Regions from separate parts of the Homo sapiens genome. Here region 1 is linked to region 2. Evidence: read pairs that join two places in POLR2A ChIA-PET (ENCODE). Cell type or tissue: MCF 10A. All regions are shown on one strand. Links, peaks and the distances in the headings refer to the core of each region. The heading gives the core; the rest is flanking DNA. Region 1 has its middle 27 kb from the start of LEFTY2. Region 2 overlaps EPHX1 (epoxide hydrolase 1).

Region 1 (5,374 bases), core at 310-5,309, 130 kb after region 2:
CAAAGTATTGTTTCTGGGTGTTTTTTTGTGACAGTGGTAGCAGAGGAGATTAACATTTGAGGCAGTGGACTGGGAGAGGCAGCATGGCTAGAAATAGCAGGCAGGAGATGGAAGGGCAGAGTTGCTGAGTCTTCAGGCCTTCATCTTTCTCCCGTGCTCGATGCTTCCTGCCCTGGAACATCAGACTCCAAGTTCTTTGGTTTTTGGACTCTTGGACTTACACTGGTGGTTTGCCAGGGGCTCTCGGGCCTTTGGCCACAGACTGAAGGCTGCACTGTCAGCTTCCCGACTTTTGAGGTTTTGAGACTCAGACTAAGCCACTACTGGCTTCCTTGCTCCTGAGCTTGCAGAGAGTCTATCGTTGGACTTTACCTTGTGATCTTGTGAGTCAATTCTCCTTAATAAACTTCCTTTCATATATACATACATCCTATTAGTTCTGTCCCTTTAGTTCTGTCCCTAATACAAGGTGTTGATCAAAAGCAAGTTCTAGAATGTTCAGGCTGACTCTGGGCACAGTGCCTATGGGTTAGTCCTCCTACAAAAGGAGCAGCACCAGTTCAGTAAAATTGCTACAGAGAGAGAGAGAGAGAGAGAGAGAGAGAGAGAGAGAGAGAGAATGTTCCATAGTGTAGGGAAAAGAAAGAGAGATCAGACTGTTACTGTGTCTATGTAGAAAGGAAAGACATAAGAGACTCCATTTTGAAAAAGACCTGTACTTTAAACAGTTGCTTTGCTGAGATGTTGTTAATTTGTAGCTTTGCCCCAGCCACTTTGACCCAACCTGGAGCTCACAAAAACATGTGTTGTACGAAATCAAAGTTTAAGGGATCTAGGGCTGTGCAGGACGTGCCTTGTTAACAACATGTTTACAAGCAGTATACTTGGTAAAAGTCATCGCCATTCTCTAGTCTCAATAAACCAGGGGCACAATGCACTGCGGAAAGCCGCAGGGACCTCTGCCCTGGAAAGCTGGGTATTGTCCAAGGTTTCTCCCCATGTGATAGTCTGAAATATGGCCTTGTGGGATGAGAAAGACCTTACCATCCCCCAGCCCGACACCCATAAAGGGTCTATGCTGAGGTGGATTAGTAAAAGAGGAAAGCCTCTTGCAGTTGAGATAGAGGAAGGCCACTGTCTCCTGCCTGCCCCTGGGAACTGAATGTCTCAGTATAAAACCCGACTGTACATTTGTTCAATTCTGAGATAGGAGAAAAACCGCCCTATGGTGGGAGGCAAGACATGTTTACAGCAATGCTGCCTTGTTATTCTTTACTCTGCTGAGATGTTTTGGTGGAGAGAAACATAAATCTGACTTACGTGCACGTCCAGTCATAGTACCTTCCCTTGAACTTCATTATGACATAGATTCTATTGCTCACATGTTTGTTGCTGACCTTCTCCTTATTATCACCCTGCTCTCCTACTACATTCCTTTTTACTAAAATAATAAAAATAATAATCAATAAAAACTGAGGGAACTCAGAGACTGGTGCCGGTGCAGGTCCTTGGTATGCTGAGTGCCAGTCCCCTGGGCCCACGGTTGTTTCTCTATACTTTGTCTCTGTGTCTTATTTCTTTTCTCAGTCTCTCATCCCACCTGACTAGAAATACCCACAGGTGTGGAGGGGAAGGCCACCCCTTCACATAGCAGCACCATTAATAATACCCCCAAACTGGGAATTATCCAAATATCCATCAATAGTAGAGTGGATGAATTGCTGCACACTAGAATACTATAAAGCAACGAACATGAATGAATGACCACTACTCATGAATGAATGAAACCGTATAGGGAATCCCACATACATCATACATGTAAAAGAAAACTTGCCTTCTCTCAGATTCCATTTATACAAGTCAGGATAATGGTACCCTTGGAAGGTAGTGACCAGAAGGGGTCTCCAGGGCTTTGGAGTTCTTATAATGTTCTGTTTCTTGATCTGGATGCTGGTTACAGAGTTCATTTGTAAAAAAAAAAATTCACGTTGTACATTCTGATTTATTCATTGTTCATACTGTTTGTATGTTATATTCAATAACACAATTTTTAAGACACCATTAAGGAAATGGAAAGCTGAGAGTAGGAGGAGACATTTGCAACACATAAAAATATCACTTAGGTCTTTGCCTTTACTCTAAATTAAGTAAGGGGCCAGGCGCGGTGGCTCATGTCTATAATCCCAGCACTTTGAGAGGCCAAGATGGACAGATCACCTGAGGCCAGGAGTTCAAGACCAGCCTGGCCAACAGAGTGAAACCCTGTCTCTACTAAAAATACAAAAAAAAAATAGCCAGGCATGGTGGCGCGCAACTGTAGTCACAGTTTCTTGGGAGGCTGAGCCATGAGAATTGCTTGAACCCTGGAGGCAGAGGTTGCAGTGAGCCAAGATCACACCACTGCACTCCAGCCTGGGCAACAGAGTTGAGACTCCGTCTCAAAAAAAAAAAAAAAAATTAAGGGCTTTTTTTTCTTATGATCTCTTCATCTTTCTCTATGAATTTTATGTGTTTCTACAGACATATATAATTTGAAAATAAATTACTCTTTTTGATTTATGGAATATGTTTCTCCCCATTACAAACTTCTAAATGGAGATGAGTGGAACTTTTGCTATTTCTCTGGAGAAAAATTTCAAATTATTTATGTTGCCCTTGTTTTCTTCCCCCTTTGGCTAAAAGATTTTGTAGTTTTATTTTTTAAGCTCTTCATTTCCCCCCCCACATTCTTCGTTTCCCTCTCTCCCTACATCTTCTTCTTTTTTTTTTTTTTTTTTTTTTCTGAGACAGTCTTGCTTTGTCGCCCAGGCTGGAGTGCAATGGTGCGATCTCGGCTCACTGCAACCTCCGCCTCCTGGGTTCAGTGATTCTCTTGCCTCAGCCTCTCCAGTAGCTGGGGTTACAGGCACTCGCCACCATGCCCAGCTAATTTTTGTATTTTTAGTAGAGACGGGGTTTCACCATGTTGGCCAGGCTGGTCTTGAACTCCTGACCTTAGATGATCCACCCACCTCGGCCTCCCAAAGTGCTGGGATTACAGGTGTGAGTCACCGTGACTGGCCTCTCCCCACACCTTCACAAAACTGCTGGCAACTCACGAGAGGATGCCTGCTGTCAGCATCACCCTCCTTGATGTGACGTAAGAAGAAACTGAGACCTTCAGTCCAGCTCCATGATCTGCAGGGTATAGTGCAAGGAAGAGGAAGAGAGGGGAAAACTAGGCTTCCTAGCCGTCGAACTCAGCCTTTTCCAAGGCCATACATCACCTTCTACTATTAGTATCATTTATTTATTTATTTTTGAGACGGGGTCTCACTCTGTTACCCAGGCTGGAGCGCAGTGACGCGATTATAGCTCACTGCGGCCTCAACCTCCCCAGGCTCAAGTGATCCTCCCACTCAGCCTCCTAAGTAGCTGGGACTACACACGCACCACCATGCCTGGCTAATTTTTTTTTTTTTTTTTTTTTTTTTTTTTTTAGTAGAGACAGGGTTTTGCCCTGCTGCCCAAGCTGGTCTCAAACACCTGGGCTCAAGGGATTCGCCTACCTTGGGCTTCCAAAATGCTGGGATTACAGGCATAAACCACCGTGCCTGGTTCTATTAGTACTTTTATAAACAGCATCTAGGACAAGTGAGCAAGTGACAACAAATCACGCCAGGTGGCACCCCCAGCCAGCCGGCCAGCGCCACATCCAAGCGCACCGAGGCATCCTTACTGAGCCCTGAACACAGCAGTGACCCCGATGGGCCTGTGCCATGAGGCCCACATTCCACTGAGGGGAGACAGACATAAGCCTCCAGGGAAACCAGATAATGGGAAGGAAGCAAACAGGGTGATGAAAGGGAGTGACTAAGGAGGGCTCGCTGAGGAGGTGACTTGAGAATGAACGGCACAAAAAGGCCTGGGAAGGTAGTTCCAGACAGAGGGAGCAAGGGGCGGGGTTGAGAAAGGGCTTGGCGTAGTTCAGGATAAGAATAGAGCAGGAGGCGAAAGCCAGGGGCCACAGGAGGAAACCCAGGCCGTGGTGAGGCTCTGACCCTGACAGCCATAGGCAGCCACTGAGGAGCTTCAAGCAAAAGAGTGACATAGTCTGATTTGCATTTAAAAAAAAAATCAGACCAGGTGCGGTGGCTCACGCCTGTAATCTCAGCATTTTGTGAGGCCGAGGCAGGCCGATCACCTGAGGTCAGGAGTTCGAGACCAGCCTGGCCAACATGGTGAAATCCCATCTCCACTAAAAATACAAAAATTAGCCAGGCATAGTGGTGTGGAACTGTAATCCCAGCTACTCGGGAGGCTGAGGCAGGAGAATTGCTTGAACCCGGGAGGCGGAGGTTGCAGTGAGCTGGGATTGCGCCACTGCACTCCAGCTGAGAGGTGACAGCGTGCTGGCAGTCCTCACAGCCCTCGCTCGCTCTCGGCGCCTCCTCTGCCTGGGCTCCCACTTTGGCGGCACTTGAGGAGCCCTTCAGCCCACCGCTGCACTGTGGGAGCCCCTTTCTGGGCTGGCCAAGGCCAGAGCCGGCTCCCTCAGCTTGCAGGGAGGTGTGGAGGGAGAGGCGCGATCGGGCACCGGGGCTACGCGCGGCGCTTGCGGGCCAGCTGGAGTTCCGGGTGGGCGTGGGCTTGGCGGGCCCTGCACTGGGAGCAGCCGGCAGGGCTGGCCCTGGGCAATGAGGGGCTTAGCACCCGGGCCAGCGGCTGCGGAGGGTGTACTGGGTCCCCCAGCAGTGCCAGCCCACCGGCGCTGCGCTTGATTTCTCACCCGGCCTTAGCTACCTTCCGGCGGGGCAGGGCTCGGGTCCTGCAGCCCGCCATGCCTGAGCCTCCCACCCCCTCCATGGGCTCCTGTGCAGCCCGAGCCTCCCTGACGAGCGCCACCCCTGCTCCATGGCGCCCAGTCCCATCAACCACCCAACAGCTGAGGAGTGCAGGCGCACAGCACCGGGACTGGCAGGCAGCTCCATCTGCAGCACCAGTGCGGGATCCACTGGGTGAAGCCAGCTGGGCTCCTGAGTCTGGTGGGGACGTGGAGAACCTTTATGTCTAGCTCAGGGATTGTAAATACACCAATCAGCACTCTGTATCTAGCTCAAGGTTTGTAAACACACCAATCAGCACCCTGTGTCTAATCAGGGTTTGTGAATGCACCAATTGACACTGTATCTAGCTACTCTGGTGGGGCCTTGGAGAACCTTTATGTCTAGCTCAGGGATTGTAAATACACCAATCAGCACTCTGTATCTAGCTCAAGGTTTGTAAACACACCAATCAGCACCCTGTGTCTAGCTCAGGGTTTGTGAATGCACCAATCGACACTCTGTATCTAGCTACTCTGGTGGGGCCTTGGAGAACCTTTGTGTGGACACTC
Region 2 (5,374 bases), core at 160-5,159:
AAAAAGTGTAAACACTAAGGAAATCAATGGACTTTATAGTTAATAATATCTCAGTCTGGTTCGTTAATTGTAATAAATGTACCATGCTAACATAAAATATTAATAATGGAGGAAACCCGGTGGGTGTGAGGTATATGGGAGTTTTCTGGATTCTTTGCAGTTTTTCAGCAATCTAAAACTGTTCCAAAATAAAGTTTAGACAGACAACACCATGTTTTCTTTAGAGAGTGGGATTACATGTGAGTCTTCCCCCTTTGGCTTATCTGTGTTTTCTAAGTTTTCTACAGTAAACATGTATTATTTGTATAATATATTAACGACAGAACAGAACATTAGCTAGACCATGCTGACTGCACCAGCCCTGGTGGCAGAGAGTTCCAAGCATGGCAGCCGCCCTCACTGTGAATGCCGTAAGGCCCCAGGTGCTGTCCAGGGCACTGGCCTGGGAAGGGGCTGCCTTCTTTTGATATGCAGAGGCCCCAAGTCAGTCCAGAGGAGACAAGAATCCATTCACCTGCCCTTGGCTATGATGATGTTTTCAGCATTGCACTTAAAAAAAAATCTTCCACTTTATTTTATTTTAATTTTTTGAGATGGAGTCTTGCTCTGTTGCCCAGGCTGGAGTGTGGTGGTGTGATCTCGGCTCAGTGCAACCTCTGCTTCCCAGGTTCAAGCGATTCTCTTGCCTCAGCCTCCCGAGTAGCTGGAATTGCAGGCGCCTGTCAGCATGCCCGGGTAATTTTTTTGTATTTTTAGTAGAGACGGGGTTTCACCATGTTGGCCAGGCTGGTCTTGAGCTCCTGACCTTAGGTGATCCACCCGCCTCAGCCTTCCAAAGTGCTGGGATTACAGGCGTGAGCCACCACACCAGGCCCAAAAATACTCCACTTTAAAGAAAATATCATTTGGTAATCAGAAAAAGGTGACATTTTGTCAATGTGTATGAAAAAAATTATGCATTTAATACCTGTTCATTGTAGAAAAATTGGAAAGTACATAAAACTCAAAGAGAAATTAAAAGCACTGGAATCTACTGCTCAGGAGAACTGCTTTTTACATTCTTGGAGTTTATCCTCCCAGACTTTTAAAATTCACCAATACATAGTATAAGTACAGTATAAGCATAGATGACTTTTTATAAAAACTGGGTCACACAATGGATATGACTTGATCATTTGCTTTTACCTCCCAGCAATATCTTCTGATCAGTTTTCTATGTTAAATAAATATACATCTACCTTGTCAGTTTAGATGACTGTACTGGACTCCAGTATACTGTCAAACTATACTTGATTAATCCTGTATTGCTGGATACGTGGGGCTTTCTCCCTACCCTCCAGATTTTAAATTATTGAACAAGTATTTATGGAGGCCTGCTGTGAGCCAGGAGCTGTCCTGAGCCCTGGAAACCCAGCAGTGGCTGTACAGACCTGGCCCAGCTGTCAGGGGGCACCTCTAAGGAAACCGGGAGGCAATAATCGTAGCTCCCTTGCAGGGAGGTTGTGAAGGCTGAGTGAGGACATCTGTGCACCTGGAGCACAGTGTGAGTGTGAAACCAGTGTCAGCCCTTATTACTGTCAATACCATGAAGGGGCGGCGGGGGCACTAAGGGTGGCAGGACTCAATATCTAGGCTCTGGGGGGTGCCAGAGCCTGACCGTGCAGGGTCTTCTCTCTCCCTCCACCCTGACTGTGCTCTGTCCCCCCAGGGCTGGACATCCACTTCATCCACGTGAAGCCCCCCCAGCTGCCCGCAGGCCATACCCCGAAGCCCTTGCTGATGGTGCACGGCTGGCCCGGCTCTTTCTACGAGTTTTATAAGATCATCCCACTCCTGACTGACCCCAAGAACCATGGCCTGAGCGATGAGCACGTTTTTGAAGTCATCTGCCCTTCCATCCCTGGCTATGGCTTCTCAGAGGCATCCTCCAAGAAGGGTACGGGGCTGCTAGAGGTTCCATAACTGCCCCGTCCTCGCCAAGGGTGGGCCCGGTGTTCCCACCAGGCTCTCCTTCCGGCGGGGTGAGCAGGGAGTTGGCCCGAGGAAGCTGGGAAAGGAGGGGCCTGAGAGGCCGGCCCCAGACACACCGCCCTCCGGGGCTGGAGATGCCACCCCTATATTTGGGCTCCAGGATTCCTTCTTGCCTCTGTGAGCTTTTCTGACCTCCACCTGGGGGTAGGCGGGCCTGAGAAATTTCATAGAACACCAGAGGGCCCAAGGAGCAATCTGCCTGTGACTCCGTGACTCCATGCCTTTCCCCATCACTGCCAGGGTTCAACTCGGTGGCCACCGCCAGGATCTTTTACAAGCTGATGCTGCGGCTGGGCTTCCAGGAATTCTACATTCAAGGAGGGGACTGGGGGTCCCTGATCTGCACTAATATGGCCCAGCTGGTGCCCAGGTGAGGTCACTGTTGGGGTGGTGTGTGTGTGTGTGTGTGTGTGTGTGTGTGTGTGTCCTCTAAGAAGTGGACCTGTGTGCAGGGTGGGCCAAGGACCCCCCAGGGGAGAGGAGGGAGTGTGACCTGTCACTCAGCAGTGCCTGAGGCACGTTGACTTGGATCCTCCTGTCTGTAACCCAGGGTTGCGGCTCTGGGTCAGGTTCCCAGGCAGAGAAGGCCTGTGATAGGAGGGGAAGGTCAGGCATTAGACCTCTCTGCTGGACCAAGCTCTGGGATAGCCCTGAGCAGAACTCCCCAGAAACTGTATTTTTCCCCCAACCTCCCTTCTCCAACTCCCATGGCCTCCCCAGTGGGGCCAGTGCTGAAAGAGGCTGGCTCTGTGCTCGCTCCTCAGCCCTGAGGCCTGTTCCTCCGCCATCTCTCCTCTCTCCCTGTCCTTGACACCAGCCCAGCCTCACCCCGGCCCCTCTCTCTGCCTTCAGCCACGTGAAAGGCCTGCACTTGAACATGGCTTTGGTTTTAAGCAACTTCTCTACCCTGACCCTCCTCCTGGGACAGCGTTTCGGGAGGTTTCTTGGCCTCACTGAGAGGGATGTGGAGCTGCTGTACCCCGTCAAGGAGAAGGTATTCTACAGCCTGATGAGGGAGAGCGGCTACATGCACATCCAGTGCACCAAGCCTGACACCGTAGGTGAGTGTGCTCAGGGGTCCTCGCCCACTGCCGGCTCCACTGGGGCAGGGAGACACCCGCGGGGTAACCTCACCACCCCACCCCAATGCTGCCCACAGAAGGAAGCCTCTTGTAAGGACCTCCCAGCTCTTTAGATCTTTAAACTGCATTTTCCCATAGAATCAAGAGGATGGACCCTCAGCAGATTCCCAGGCCAATTTAGCAACTCTGTTTAGCCGACTCAGTATTCATAGTGGCTTTCACCCCTGATCTCCCACCCCTGAGTCTATATCCTACACTGAGAAGCAGAGGGATGGAGGGGGTGAGGTAGGAGGAATCCTGGGAGTGGGCAGCTCTGGGGCTGCAGGGGAGAGGGGAGAGGGTGCCCTGGGGCCTTGGGGAAGAGGTTCCCAGGCAGTGAGGGAGGGCCCAGCAACCATGTCTGCCACCAGGGTCCTGTTAAAGGACAATACTTTTTCAAAAAGGTAAATTTATAAAGGAACCAGTAAAATTTTAAAAAGAAACAATTCAAAGACAAATAAGAACACTGAAATTAATTTGCTAACAGACACAAAACTTGTCAACATCCACAGAGTAATATCAATTAAATCTCCATGGGACAAAATTCATTTGCCTCTATGAACAAGAGTCATTCGCATTACCCTCAGTTCTTTACAATTCACAGAACTGTAAAATAGCTCAATGACAAGGAAAGATGGGACCCCTGTAGCATCACGTCAGTCCGGAAGGTCTGCTAGGTAACTCCCTAGATCTTGTCCAGAAGACACCCAGGAATTGTCTTGCCCATCTCAAAGTTCTTCATAGTTTTCATGGCAAACCCATGCCCACACACACGAGGCAGCTCATAATCATAATAATGGCACTTTATAAAAGTCAGCATTTTTCTCTGATTATAAAATACATGTTGTCAAAAAGCTTAAAAATGCAAAAAGTACAAAACATTAAAGACAATCTCATATAACCTCTTCTCCCTCCCCACATCCCCTCTCCTTCAAAAGAACTTGTGAACATTTTGGTGAGAATTTTCACAAGTGAAGTACGTCCATATCACCAACATGGCCCCAACACTCCAGATGCCCCTCGGGGTTCTCTCCCAGGTACCACGCTCTGACTTCTGACTGAGATGGTTTTGATTGTGCCTGTTTAAGTCCTATGAATAGAATCACAGAGTATATACCCTTGAGTCTGGCTTCTTTTGCTCAATATTATGTTTGTGAGATTCATTTATGCCATTGTCCCAGCTTTATTTATTTATTTTTTCTCAAGACCCAGTCTGGCTCTGTTGCCCAGGGTAGAGTGCAGTGGTGTGATCTCAGCTCACTGCAACCTCCGCCTCCCAGGTTCAAGCAATTCTCCTGCCTCAGCCTCCCAAGTAGCTGGGATTACAGGCACCTGCCACCATGCCTGGCTAATGTTTTGTATTTTTAGTAGAGACGGGGTTTTACCATGTTGGCCAGGCTGGTCTCGAACTCCTGACCTCAGGTGATCCACCCGCCTCGGCCTCCCAAAGTGCTGGGATTACAGGTGTGAGCCACCGCACCCAGCCTGTCCCACTGTCCCAGCCTTTTTTTTTTTTTTTTTTGAGACAGAGTCTTGCTCTGTTGCCCAGGCTAGAGTGCAGTGGTACGATCTCGGCTCACTGCAACCTCCACCTCCCGGGTTCAAGCAATTTGCCTGCCTCAGCCTCCCAAGTAGCTGGGATTACAGGCATGCACCACCATGCCCTGCTAATTTTTTTGTATTTTTAATAGAGATGGGGTTTCACCATGTCAGCCAGGATAGTCTCGAACTCCTTACCGCAGGTGATCCACCTTTCTCACCCTCCCAAAGTGCTGGGATTACAGGCATGAGCCAATGCCCCCAGCCTGTTCCAGCCATTTTTAATGACTGTACAGTATTTTGGCTTATGAGTATATCAATATTTGTAACTGATCCCCTATTTTAGACTTTTTTAGGTGGCTTCTCATTTTTCATGAATCAGAGCACATAGACTGAAAAACCCCGCCTTTTTAAAAACAGCACTTCTCATTGGGACCCCACCAAATGCAGAGGCGTAGGCCCTTCAGTTTGAAGGAAGCTGAGCAGGCAGTGTGCCAGGCCCTGGGAGACAGTGGGAAGGTATCGTCCCTGTTTATCAGATGAGGATGCCGAGGCAGAGTTAAGGAAGCGAGGCATGTGAGCACCCAGGAGTTAAGGCAGGCCTGTGCTCGAACGTGGCTTCCTGCACACAGCCCCGCCCTCTGCGGCCAGTGCCACACATCACACCTGAAGCTCCAGCTCTC

Evidence for each region. ChIA-PET counts read pairs that join two places held together with the same protein. Peaks named below come from ENCODE experiments on the same cell type or tissue, not always from the same donor. Only the 100,000 strongest peaks of a DNase experiment are listed, where the experiment ranks them.
Region 1: POLR2A ChIA-PET joins it to region 2 with 6 read pairs; 8 of 35 experiments call an interaction of 5 or more read pairs at or near these places.

What each region holds. Positions count from the first base shown.
Region 1 is chr1:225,965,213-225,970,586 of GRCh38, forward strand. No RefSeq gene overlaps it. Among named protein-coding and RNA genes, the nearest start is that of LEFTY2, 27 kb to the left of the region's middle. In MCF 10A, for the core only: no CTCF peak of the experiment used is centred there; a DNase peak (open chromatin) is centred at 3,109.
Region 2 is chr1:225,836,946-225,842,319 of GRCh38, forward strand. It overlaps EPHX1 (epoxide hydrolase 1), which reads left to right. Exons shown (of 9, transcript NM_001136018.4): 4 at 1,709-1,936; 5 at 2,272-2,401; 6 at 2,884-3,092. It also overlaps a transcript of TMEM63A not described here. Among named protein-coding and RNA genes, the nearest start is that of EPHX1, 30 kb to the left of the region's middle. In MCF 10A, for the core only: no CTCF peak of the experiment used is centred there; no DNase peak of the experiment used is centred there.